Linked DNA regions of Mus musculus: region 2 is linked to region 1. A link is a loop called in an ENCODE intact Hi-C map of the cell type or tissue named here. Cell type or tissue: left cerebral cortex. All regions are shown on one strand. Links, peaks and the distances in the headings refer to the core of each region. The heading gives the core; the rest is flanking DNA. Region 1 holds the start of Hacd2 (3-hydroxyacyl-CoA dehydratase 2). Region 2 overlaps Mylk (myosin, light polypeptide kinase).

Region 1 (5,372 bases), core at 204-5,203:
TTAAAAAAAAAAAAATCCAAAGACAGGGAAGAAATTGTTGAAGGCTATTTCCCCGAGTTGGCTACAATTAGAAGAGAAAGATAATATGTTACAAAAATGCTGGTTCCTTCTGCTCTCTGAACAGGACACACAGCTTAACTGACGTCAATCACCCTCTAGCTACTTGGGCAACTGTGTACAGGGGTAAAGATACCTGGTACCTGGTAGAGGCTAAAGTTACCGAGGACCAGGACATATCATTTGGATCCAGCAGGAAGAGATGGTCATAAGATAGCAAATGACCAGAGACAAATTATCCGTAAGAACAGGCCTGACAAGTGAGGCCCAGGTTCACATTAACCTGATCAAACCTGGCGCTGGATGCCCACACGGATTGTGCGCCGGAAGTTGGGAGGAAATTACCCCTATCCAAGATGGCGGCTACGGAGACGAGCGCCTGGAGCGTCTTTGCCCTCATCCAAGATGGCGGCCCCCGTGGGCGCTGTCCCGGCTCCGCCCCGTGCCGCGGCCCCGCCTCTCCCTCGTCCCTTCCTCCGCCCCCTCGTAGAGCCCAGTTGGGTCTGAGGTGCAGGCGCGAGGGGAGCGGGGTTGCGGGCGCTTGACATGGCGGCAGCGGCGGCGACTGCAGCGACCAAGGGGAATGGGGGCGGCAGTGGCCGAGTCGGGGCTGGCGACAGCAGCGGCGCGCGGAAGAAGAAGGGCCCCGGGCCTGTGGCCACGGCGTACCTGGTCATCTACAATGTGGTGATGACGGCGGGGTGAGGCTGGAGCTCCCTCCCCGGGGAGGCGGGGAGCGAGCTCTGTGACCGGCGGGGTCGGACCCGCAGCCCGGGGCGGCCGCGGGGCGAGCATGGGGCAGGCTGGCCGCAGAGCTGCCTGGTCAGGGCCGCGGCGGGGCGAGCGGGCGGGCGGGCGAGCGGGCGGGCCACAGGTGCGGCGCGGCGCGGCGCGGAGGCCAGCCCCGGGCGGCCGGTCAGCACTTCCCCAGCCCGGCGAGGAAGCCCGCCTGGCTGCGGAGATCATTCATTTAGGCGGCCGCTTTCAAAACCCAGGCGGGAGCGTTCGTCTGGGAGGCGGTAGGAACGTGGTCGAAGTTTTCCGCCAGCCGCCCGAGCCGGAGCGGTCCGAGACCGGGGCGGAGACTTTGGAGGGGGATTACTTAGATTTTCTTGGGGCAAGTTGAGATAGGGAGAGAATCGACTCTGGGGATGGTGTCTACCCCATTTCAAGTCTGTCTCTTCATAGCAGGGCTTTTAGTTCCAGTTCTCACACAACTCGCCCTGGGACTTTGAAGAAACCTGCTTCTTTCTCTGGGTCTCTAGTGGGTTTGGTTTTTTTTTTTTTTTGTTTGTTTTTGTTTTTTTGTTTCCCCCCCAGTTAGGTAGAGTTGGGCTAGGTGAATCCAGTTTCGCAATCCGGTGGTTTTGGTGAGCTGGATCACCATATAAATTTAAATTGTCAGGAAATTCCTAAGTCGTAAAACTTCTTAGGTGCAATTTCTCCTGCCTTCTGTTCTCCCTTCCCTTTTCTCTTTCTTTTCCCGTTTTTTTTTTTTTTTTTTTTTTTTTTCTTTTTTCTTTTTGACCAGAACTCATTATGTAGTCCTGGCTCGCCTGGAACTTGTGATTCTCCTGCCTCAATCTTGTGACTGTTGGAATCAGGGGCCTGTGCCACACCACTCTTGACTCCCTAGCAAGCATTCATCCGTTTGTTTACTGGTGCTGGCGATTGAACTTAGGGCCTCACACTTGCTTGTACTCTACTACTGTGCTAGCACTATGGCTTTTTTTTTTTTTTTGTAAGACTTTCAAGTATACAGAAAAAATTTAAAACTGTATTTTGAAAATCCATTCTTAATTATCTTTTACAGTAGGAAATACGTTGGCAGGGATCAAAACTTAAAATATACACAAAATGCATATATACGGTGAAACCCTGTTTCAAATCACTTTACTTGAATCAGCTAATTTTGTATGTTCCTCAGATGCTGGTATTAGCACAGGCCAATAATACACACTTGCACAAACGTTGTAAGCCTAAAGAAATTATGTTGCTTTTTAATGAAGAAATAGGCTTGGAGGGTGGTAGGCTGATTGTTAGTATTGCAGATAGGAGGTGTTGAAACAACATGCCCTCAGGCTGGGCATGGTGGATCTCTGAGTTAAAGAACAGCCTGGTCTCCAGAGCAAGTTTCAGGATAGCCAGGGCTACACAGTGTAATCCTGTCTCAAAGAAAAACAAAACCAAAAAGACAAAAAAGAAAAAGAAAAGAAAGGAACACAGGCTTGCATGTGATTATACAAGTTCTCAAAATCCCTGGATCTAAACTTAAGTCAATAAAGAACTATTGCAGCTACAAGTTGTTGTTCTCATAAATGTCCCCAGATTATTATTTTTTTAGGAGAACATTTAGAACTCTCTCTATACACATATATGTACGATTCCTGTTCTAGCAAAGATGTTGGTAGAAGCATTGTATTGAAGAGCGATGTCACAGTCCTCTAATGAGGAAAGACCTCCTTTCTGGGCGATGAACACAAGAATGAGGAGTAGGGTCTTACTTATGTATGTATGGGAGTATTCTGTTGCTGTCTTCAGACCCACCAGAAGAGGGCATCAGGTCTCATTCCAGGTGGCTGCGGGCCACCATGTGGCTGCTGGGAACTGAACTCTGGAAGAGCAGGTCAGTGCTCTTAACCACTGAGTCATCTCTCCAGCCCAGAAATCGGAATTTTGAGAGGGAAGTTAATGCTTTAATCAACTTGAACATTAATTTGTTACTGCCCATGCTGGCCAGTTAAGCTAGTAAGGAATTTATTTCTTCTGTTATAAACCCTTATTTAATGTCCCTCTATGATAGTTTGTAGGTGTAGAACATATATACTGTTGCCTAGTTGAGTGTGTACATTTAGTTGAATCTGCTCTTTCTGAGATGGGCCTTAATGACCAGGTTCCATTTGCTTCCTTATAAAATTTAACAGGAAGCCACAAGGCCTAATATTAATTTTTTGAGGAGGAAGGTCAAGCAGAAAGGTAAGACCCACAACTGGATGTCCTGGTGCTTTCTGGTTTCGTGGGTTTCTAATCAATACACTTATTGATCTCTTCTCATTTGGTCTTGAGAAATTGAAAACTATCCATTTTCAAAGGCAACTTTTATTCATATTTTGTATGTAATTTAAATAAGATCACGATATACGGACCTGTCCCACTGAGGCACTTGTATAAAATAGTTTAAAGTATTTTTCCCGTCTAAATATTATTAAAGACCCTTTAACAGCATAAATCAATTAAAATTGAGCCCCTCGTTCCATTAGACTTTCTGGGACCTGATTTCACTGCACAAAGACCATAATAACTTATTCCCTTTGCATTGGCCTTGTTCTCAGCAGACAGGTTTATCAGAGAGCCGAGTTCTAGACAAGTGAGCTGCCACCACGTAATTTTATTTTACAGGATGTTGTAGGTAGTGTAACACTTATTTGTGCTACAGTGTGGTCTTTGTGAAGGACAGTGATTTTTATACCACACTTGAAATAATCCACATGCAAAAAAGGAAGGTTTGTTTTGGTGCAAAGTTTGGTGATTGCGTCCCACAGTTGAGGGCCTCCTTACACTGGGTCAGTGACACAGCAGGAACAGAACTGTTCACCTCATGACCATGCCACAGAAGAGGGAAGGAAAGAGGCCCAGGGTCCCAGAGGCTCTGTCAGGGCATGTCCCTGATGACTTAAATACATCTCACTAGGTCTCAGCTCTTAACGGTGCCACCTCACAATAATGTTACTCGGCACCATGCCCTTCATGTGGGCAGCACACCACAGCACTTGGTAAATCTCGGGTCTTTTTCAATCTTTTGAACATGCTCTGCTATTCCTATGTCTTTATTGTCTTGAGTCCAGCGTACTCTTGCTTTCCTCTTCTAATTGTACTTTGTTTTTTACTAGGTGGCTGGTGATAGCAGTTGGGCTGGTGAGAGCATACCTGGCTAAGGGGAGCTACCATAGCCTTTATTATTCAATAGAAAGGCCTTTGAAGTTCTTCCAGACAGGAGCCTTACTGGAGGTACGTTTGAGATTTTTGTCACTAATTCCAAATGTTATAAGTAGAAAATATGATACTTATAACCATTACTAAGTATGATAAAATATGCTGAAATAGCCCTATCCTTATTGGATTTGCTTTAAATTTGGAAATTTTGTTTTATGAAATTGATGGTCTTTGAAATATGAAGGAAAAAAGTTAAAATTCCATTTAATGTATTGCTTGGAATATGTTTTATCTCCAGCTTTAAAGGAAATCAAATGATGCAAACTTCTTTTAGAATTTTGAGAGATTCTAGAAGTGCCCTGGTAAGGTGTTGACAGGCTCAGATACTTTCAGGGTCCATATAGCAGGAACGGTGAGCATATTTGGTGGAGGTGGTGTATTGATGATAATAGACAGGAGATTGAGCTGAACCTGCCTGAGGCATCCACATTATTGAAGGCTTTGGAAAGACACTAGAGATTCGCAGTGAGTTTGGTGGTTCCGTGCTTGCCTCGGTCCTCTTTCCTGAGTCAGTGTAGTTTGCGTTGTAAGTGCAGCTGAGAGAAATCCAACTCAAACAATTTTAGGAATAAAGGGATGTCTTGGTCAGGGTTTCTATTCCTGCACAAACATATGACCAAGAAGCAATTTGGGGAGGAAAGGGTTTATTTAGCTTACATTTCCACATTGCTGTTCATCACTGAAAGAAGTCAGGACTGGAACTCAAGCAGGTCAGGGAGCAGGAGCTGATGCAGAGGCCATGGAGGAATATTCTTTACTGGCTTGCTTCTCCTGGCTTGCTCAGCCTGCTCTCTTATAGAACCCAAGACTACCAGCCCAGAGATGGTCCCACCCACAAGGGGCCTTTCCCCCTTGATCACTAACTGAGAAAATGCCTTTCAGCTGGATCTCGTGGAAGCATTTCCTCAACTGAAGCTCCTTTCTCTGTGATAACTCCAGCTGTGTCAAGTTGACACAAAACTAGCCAGTACAATTGACCCCTTGTCAACTTGACACACAAACACATCACTAGTAAGCCTCAACCCTTACATTCTTATTCATCCCCAAGGTCTAAATAACTTTTTTTTTTTAATTTTTTTGTTTGTTTGTTTGTTTTTTGAGACAGGGTTTCTCTGTGTAGTCCTGGCTGTCCTGGAACTCACTCTGTAGACCAGGCTGGCCTCGAACTCAGAAATCCGCCTGCCTCTGCCTCCCAAGTGCTGGGACTAAAGGCGTGCGCCACCACGCCCGGCTCTAAATAACTTTAAACGTCCCAGTCTTTACATATTCTTAAAATTTCAATCTCTTTAAAATATCCATCTCTTTTAAAATCCAAAGTCCTT
Region 2 (5,372 bases), core at 306-5,305, 120 kb before region 1:
GGAATGGAGATTATCCCAAAATGCCAGCTGTCTGTCCTTGCTGTCCTGCATGCCAAATTCTTCCAGAGTGACTCTGCCATGTCTTTCCAGGCCTGCTGTTGTCCTCCATGGATTTGGGCCAGCCCAAGCGTCATGACAGTTGCCCCGCTGGGGACAGGGATGGAGCACTACCACCAGGTGCTCCTGGCCTGAGCCCTTCTATGCTTTCCTCTGCAGGACAGCCCATCCAGTTTGCTCACTCCATCTGTGAGGCAGGCGTGGCTGAGCTCCACATCCAGGATGCCCTGCCAGAGGACCGTGGCACCTACACCTGCCTGGCTGAGAATGCCATGGGGCAGGTGTCCTGCAGCGCCACTGTCACCGTCCAAGGTAGGATCTTTCAAGCACACTGCTAGATGTATTTCCCCTACCGACGACTGTCTGCATTGAAGAAAGAATGTTTATAGACCGTAGGATGGCTGGCCCAGATCCAAGGAGCTGAACTGGAATCTAAGTGGAATTGTGGTTTCTGGCAGGCAGCTGCAGAGCAGAGGGGCTCCTGGACCATCTAGGGACAAAGCACGGGTTGCAGAGAAAGTCTTGAGCATAGGCACGCAGCAGCACAGCTAACATCCCAACACTAGGGAACATGAGAAAATCCTGATTTCCAGGCCAACCTGAGATATATAGAAAGCAAGACCCTGACAAATAAAAGGAAGGAAAAAAGAAAGGAAAGCAGGAAGAGGAGAGAGGGGAAGTCCCTGACCTGACCCTCATGGCAGGCAGATGGAAGAGATGGTCTCTGGCAATCCTCAGTAATCCAAGGGATTGGAGGGATCCCTTGACCCCACTGGCTCATGGACACTGCAAGACTTTAGGAGGGTATTCACGTGTCATTGCTATGCAAGGTCTCACAAATGGCTCTGTGCCCTCAGGAACTAGTGGTGAAGCAGATTCTGAGACTCCTGAAGAATCACTGGGTATTCCTCACCTACCCGACCCAGCCCTTCCCCCATCCACGCTTGTTTTCTACCATCACCAGCCTGTTGCCAAGCAATCTGATTATCACAGTCATTCATTGATCCCCCAGCACTTAGTCGCCAGGGATCTGCAGGCATTGTGTAGGCTGGAGACTGACCCTGCTGGGCTGTGGGTGGTTATGGTGCCTGTTTCTAGGAAAGGAAGGTGTCCAGGCCCGCAGGTAAGCTTGGTCCCACCTTTCCTTAGCTTGTGCCTCCAGCTCCTGAGAGTGACTGTGCCTTCTGAATGCTTAGACTGGGTAGAGTGTGCCTGCCTTCCCTGTCAGCCAAGCAGAAAACGACACCTCATTTCTTTTGTCCTCACATAATTCAGGCCTCACAGAAGAGCCCTCTTGGAGTATGAACAGCCACATTCTGGGTGGCTGCATGAGATGGGGTGACAGAAAAGGGACACAATGCCTTCTGCCTACCCTCATGAGCTGTACCACCTCACAGAGACCCTTAGGGCTCAGGGCGCAGTGTTGACCCTGTTTTATACAGAACGGTCTAATGGCCTTGACGTCAGTGAAACTTGGACAGCACAGGGTAATAGGTAAAGCTGGCTTCTGAGCCCAGGTCCTGGGACAGAGGCCTAGGTCACCCCATAACTGGCCTTTCTCAGAGGACTCCTCCCATGACCCGAAGTCAGAGGCTGGCCGCAAGAGAAAGAGAGCTGTCCTTCCCTAGGGCTCAGGGGAATTCTCTAACAGAGAATGTGGTCCATGGCTGCCCTGTGCATCCATCTGCCAGGAGAGACTTGGATTTCTCTGAAGAAATGCCTCTGTGTGGAGTCATGTGTGAACCAGTCTGCCCCTTCCTTCCAGGAAGCCTTCTACACTGGGGTCAGAGCTAGCAGTGGCCTGTGAGATCTTTTCTGGTCCACACATGAAACCAACTTATCTCCATAGTTCTCATGGCATGGCTTGGGGGCCTCAGGGGACATAGTATGAGACTTCCAGGGAAGCACAGTTCACAGCCTGGTCTTGGAAGCCCAGGGCAGTGGCTTTCCCCTTTTTCCCAGAGGCTAGACAGTCTGCAGTGGGCAAGAAAGTACGAATGATATAGGCTGGGCCTCCTTACCCAGTCTTGTGTGGACAGCTTCCTCTGATAGTCAGCTAATCCGCTGTCTGCCTCCAACTGTTTGTGTTTAAGTTGGATTAGAGGCTCAGCTAACAGTCTCTCTGTGTCTCTCTGTTTCTCTCTCTCTCTCTTTCTCTTTCTCTCTCTCTCTCTCTCTCTCTCTCTCTCTCTCTCTCTCTCTCTGTGTGTGTGTGTGTGTGTGTGTGTGTGTGTGAGAGAGAGAGAGAGGGAGAGGGATAGAGACGGAGGGAGGGAGGGGAGAGAGAGGTGGGGAGAGAGGGGGAGGGAGAGAGAGAGTTAGGTAAGGGGTCTTCAGATGAAGGATAGAGAACTCTGAGGTGTTCACCTGATGCTGGGGTGTTGGGAAGGCTGGGGAGGGTTGCATGGTTGCCCATCTAAGTATGTCTTAAAGAAAAAGGAGAAAAGCTGCCACGTAGCTCCATCAGGACCCCTGGATCTGCTGTCAGCAGCCCAGTGAGTGAGTGCCCTCCTGGGTGGGGGATCTGCTGGCCTGGCCAAGCCAGACTGAGGCTCAGAACCATAAATGGAAAATAAGACAGACACAACCACTTGGGCCCAATGCAGACTTCCCTGCACAGGGCTGGCAGAGGAAGCCTGGCACAGTGACATTTCTGGCTCCCTGCCCCAAGGTGCTTTAGAGGTTCCAAGCATTATCTTGCAACCATCACCAGTGTTGGAGTTACTCTGACTTTCTTAGCAGCTGCTCTGGCTCCAGACCCCTGGGAGTTGCTAGGGGACATATTCCCACCTGCTTCATTTGCTGCTCTGTCCTGCCCTAAAGCTACCCAGGTCCCGTTCTGTCCCTCTCCGTGTGGCATGGTGGAAAGTGTGATTCCAAAGCCAGCTGCCTGACCTGAATTCCATTCACCACTTCCTAGTCCTGACACCGGGGTGTCAACTCTCCAGGCACCACCTTCCTCTGTGTGACATGGGAGCCCTGGCACATGAGGACTAAATAGACGGATGGCGCCTTGTCCACAGACCATGGAATGTTCCATATGTGCCGTGATGCTGGGTGTCCAAACTTTAAACAAGAATGTCCCAGGAAGTGGTTTTACGAAAAAATCAACCTCTTGATTATCTGTCTGATAGGTAAAGAACAGGTGGGATTGGAAGTTCAAGGTCAGCCTGGGCTACACAGCTCCAAACGTGAGAAACATGAGCAATTGATTGAGACCAACTTCAGGCCATGGGCTCCTGTGTTGCACCTCAAGACTCTGACCACAAGATGTCGCAGTGCGGCAATGCATTACCTTCCACTTGCCGGGTTTTTCCCCCTGTGAGGAGCTGATTCTGCAGCTGCCATGCCCCCTCCACACACACACACACACACACACACACACACACACACACACACACACACACACACCACCCCCTCGTTCTTTCGAGACTTGAGCGCAAATTCTATGCTGAACGTGGACCACTCTGCTTGTCTCTGTAGTTGTACTCTGAAAGCCTACCTAGCTCCCACAAACGATGCCACTTTCTTCCAGAAGCCTTCCCTATTCACCTCAGAATAAACCCTGTTAACACTCTGCGTCCCTTGTTGCACTGACTTACTTTTTGCTAAGTACCTGCATTCATCTGGTCTGGGGACACTGTAAGACACAGGTCAGACAAAGGCCCCACCCTTACCATCCCTCCTTCTGATGGCGACGGAGCTAGCTTAACGACACATGCCAATTCATGCTCTTGAGGAAATGAATAGAGGTCAGTGCTTGCTTGCCATCCTTATACCCCTGTGCTGGATGATGTTCTAGGCAGGCGACAGGCAGCACAGCCAGTGCTCAGACCCTGGGGTGGGAGCAGCACCAGCCTACTCGAGATGCCCACGGTGGCTGGAGCCAGGTGAACAATGGCAGGACATTGCTGGAGGGAGTTGTGCCCTGCAGGCCCTCGTGGGTTCAGGAATTAACTGATTGCTTGTTTAAGCATCTGCAGTCTTCCTGTAGGGAGACCCGTTGTCCTCCTGTTGTTGTATTTAGCACAGGGCCTGTCCTGTGAGCCCTTGTGAGCAGGTGAGCAGTGACAGAGAGCAATGAGGTGGACAAGTCTTCCCTACATGCAGGGAGGCATTACCTCAACTTCCCCAGTCCTCAAAGATCTCAGTGCTCTCTTATGGTTTTAAGAGACCTGCGAATTAGCTCTCAACAGCCCCTCATCAAATATACCTGTTTCCCCATCACTAACCAGGCAACATAGCCTTCCCTCCCCATCCAAATGGATGAATCTAAGTTCCTGCAGTGTTCTGGAAGATCTAAAAACAGTTAATAACTCTGTATTATCAGGTCTGAGTCCTGGGCAGGGAACTTCCTTGGGCTAGGATATTTTCAAATTACACCCCCACACATATACACACAGTATCTGTGTCAAGGCTAAATTCTCTTTTTTTGACGGGGGTGGGGGTGGGGGCTTGGTTTTTTGAGACAGGGTTTTTCTGTGTAGCCCTGGCTGTCCTGGAACTTACTCTGTAGACCAGACTGGCCTCGAACTCAGAAATCTGCCTGCCTCTGCCTCCCGAGTGCTGGGATTAAAGGTGTGCGTGTGCGCCACCACTGCCCGGCCAAGGCTAAGTTCTTAAGCAACAAGATGAATTACTAGTCTGCTAATTGTACCTATTTTGACATGGTTCCTCGACTAATGGTTTGTTTGTTTAACTAAAGGCATGCTGAGCCTGTAAAGGGTACCTAAGGACATAAACCATGGATTAGGTTAAAAAAAAAATCTGATGTGAAATATGTTTTATGAAGACATTTGCTAGAGAAGAGTTCCTAATGAGGAAAACAGGGCCCTTAAAAGCAACCAAGTTCTTGACTCTGAACACCTAGGCATGTGGCCACTCCCAGCCTCCTCCTCCTCCTCCTCCTCCTCCTCCTCCTCTTCTGCTCATACCAACTCTGGGTGTGTCATTTGGACCTTATATCATCTGTCTGCTGCTGGCCTAAGTCACGGATGCTGCCCTCTGGCAGACGAACACACTGGTCACCTTTCTAACCCTTTCACTCCAGAGAGTCCTTGAAGGAGGAGAAGCAGCATTGTCTGTATGTAGCCTGCTGTTTAAAGCTATCCTGAGAACCTCGGTCTGCCCGAGCATCTGCTCAGGCTTTGAAACTTAAGCTAAGCAGCGAGCTAAGGGGAGTCGGTGTCTCCCCAGCTTTTCATTGTCTACAGGCTGGGGCCTTCACACTGGGAGGAGGTGTGCAGGCCACGATGTGTGCTTCTGGCTCAGAGCTCAGAACTGGAGCCTTGCTTTACTGATTGGACAATTATAGA

Evidence for each region. Peaks named below come from ENCODE experiments on the same cell type or tissue, not always from the same donor. Only the 100,000 strongest peaks of a DNase experiment are listed, where the experiment ranks them.
Region 2: a loop joins it to region 1, with 2.6 times the contacts of the local background. A loop is called at or near these places in 1 of 42 quality-filtered maps.

The regions. Positions count from the first base shown.
Region 1 is chr16:35,021,878-35,027,249 of GRCm38, forward strand. Hacd2 (3-hydroxyacyl-CoA dehydratase 2) reads left to right here and starts at 544. Exons shown (of 7, transcript NM_023587.2): 1 at 544-758; 2 at 3,948-4,065. The coding sequence starts at 604. It overlaps LOC105246106 (a long non-coding RNA gene), which reads right to left and starts at 468. Exons shown (of 5, transcript XR_876048.3): 1 at 194-468; 2 at 1-61. In left cerebral cortex, for the core only: a CTCF peak has its summit at 2,602 (motif pointing right); DNase peaks (open chromatin) are centred at 465 and 996; H3K4me3 peaks cover 1,412 bases; H3K27ac peaks cover 933 bases.
Region 2 is chr16:34,899,145-34,904,516 of GRCm38, forward strand. Mylk (myosin, light polypeptide kinase) reads left to right here. Exons shown (of 32, transcript NM_139300.3): 11 at 217-369. Among named protein-coding and RNA genes, the nearest start is that of 1700119H24Rik, 37 kb to the right of the region's middle. In left cerebral cortex, for the core only: CTCF peaks have their summits at 322, 534 and 3,311 (motif pointing right); DNase peaks (open chromatin) are centred at 428 and 3,326.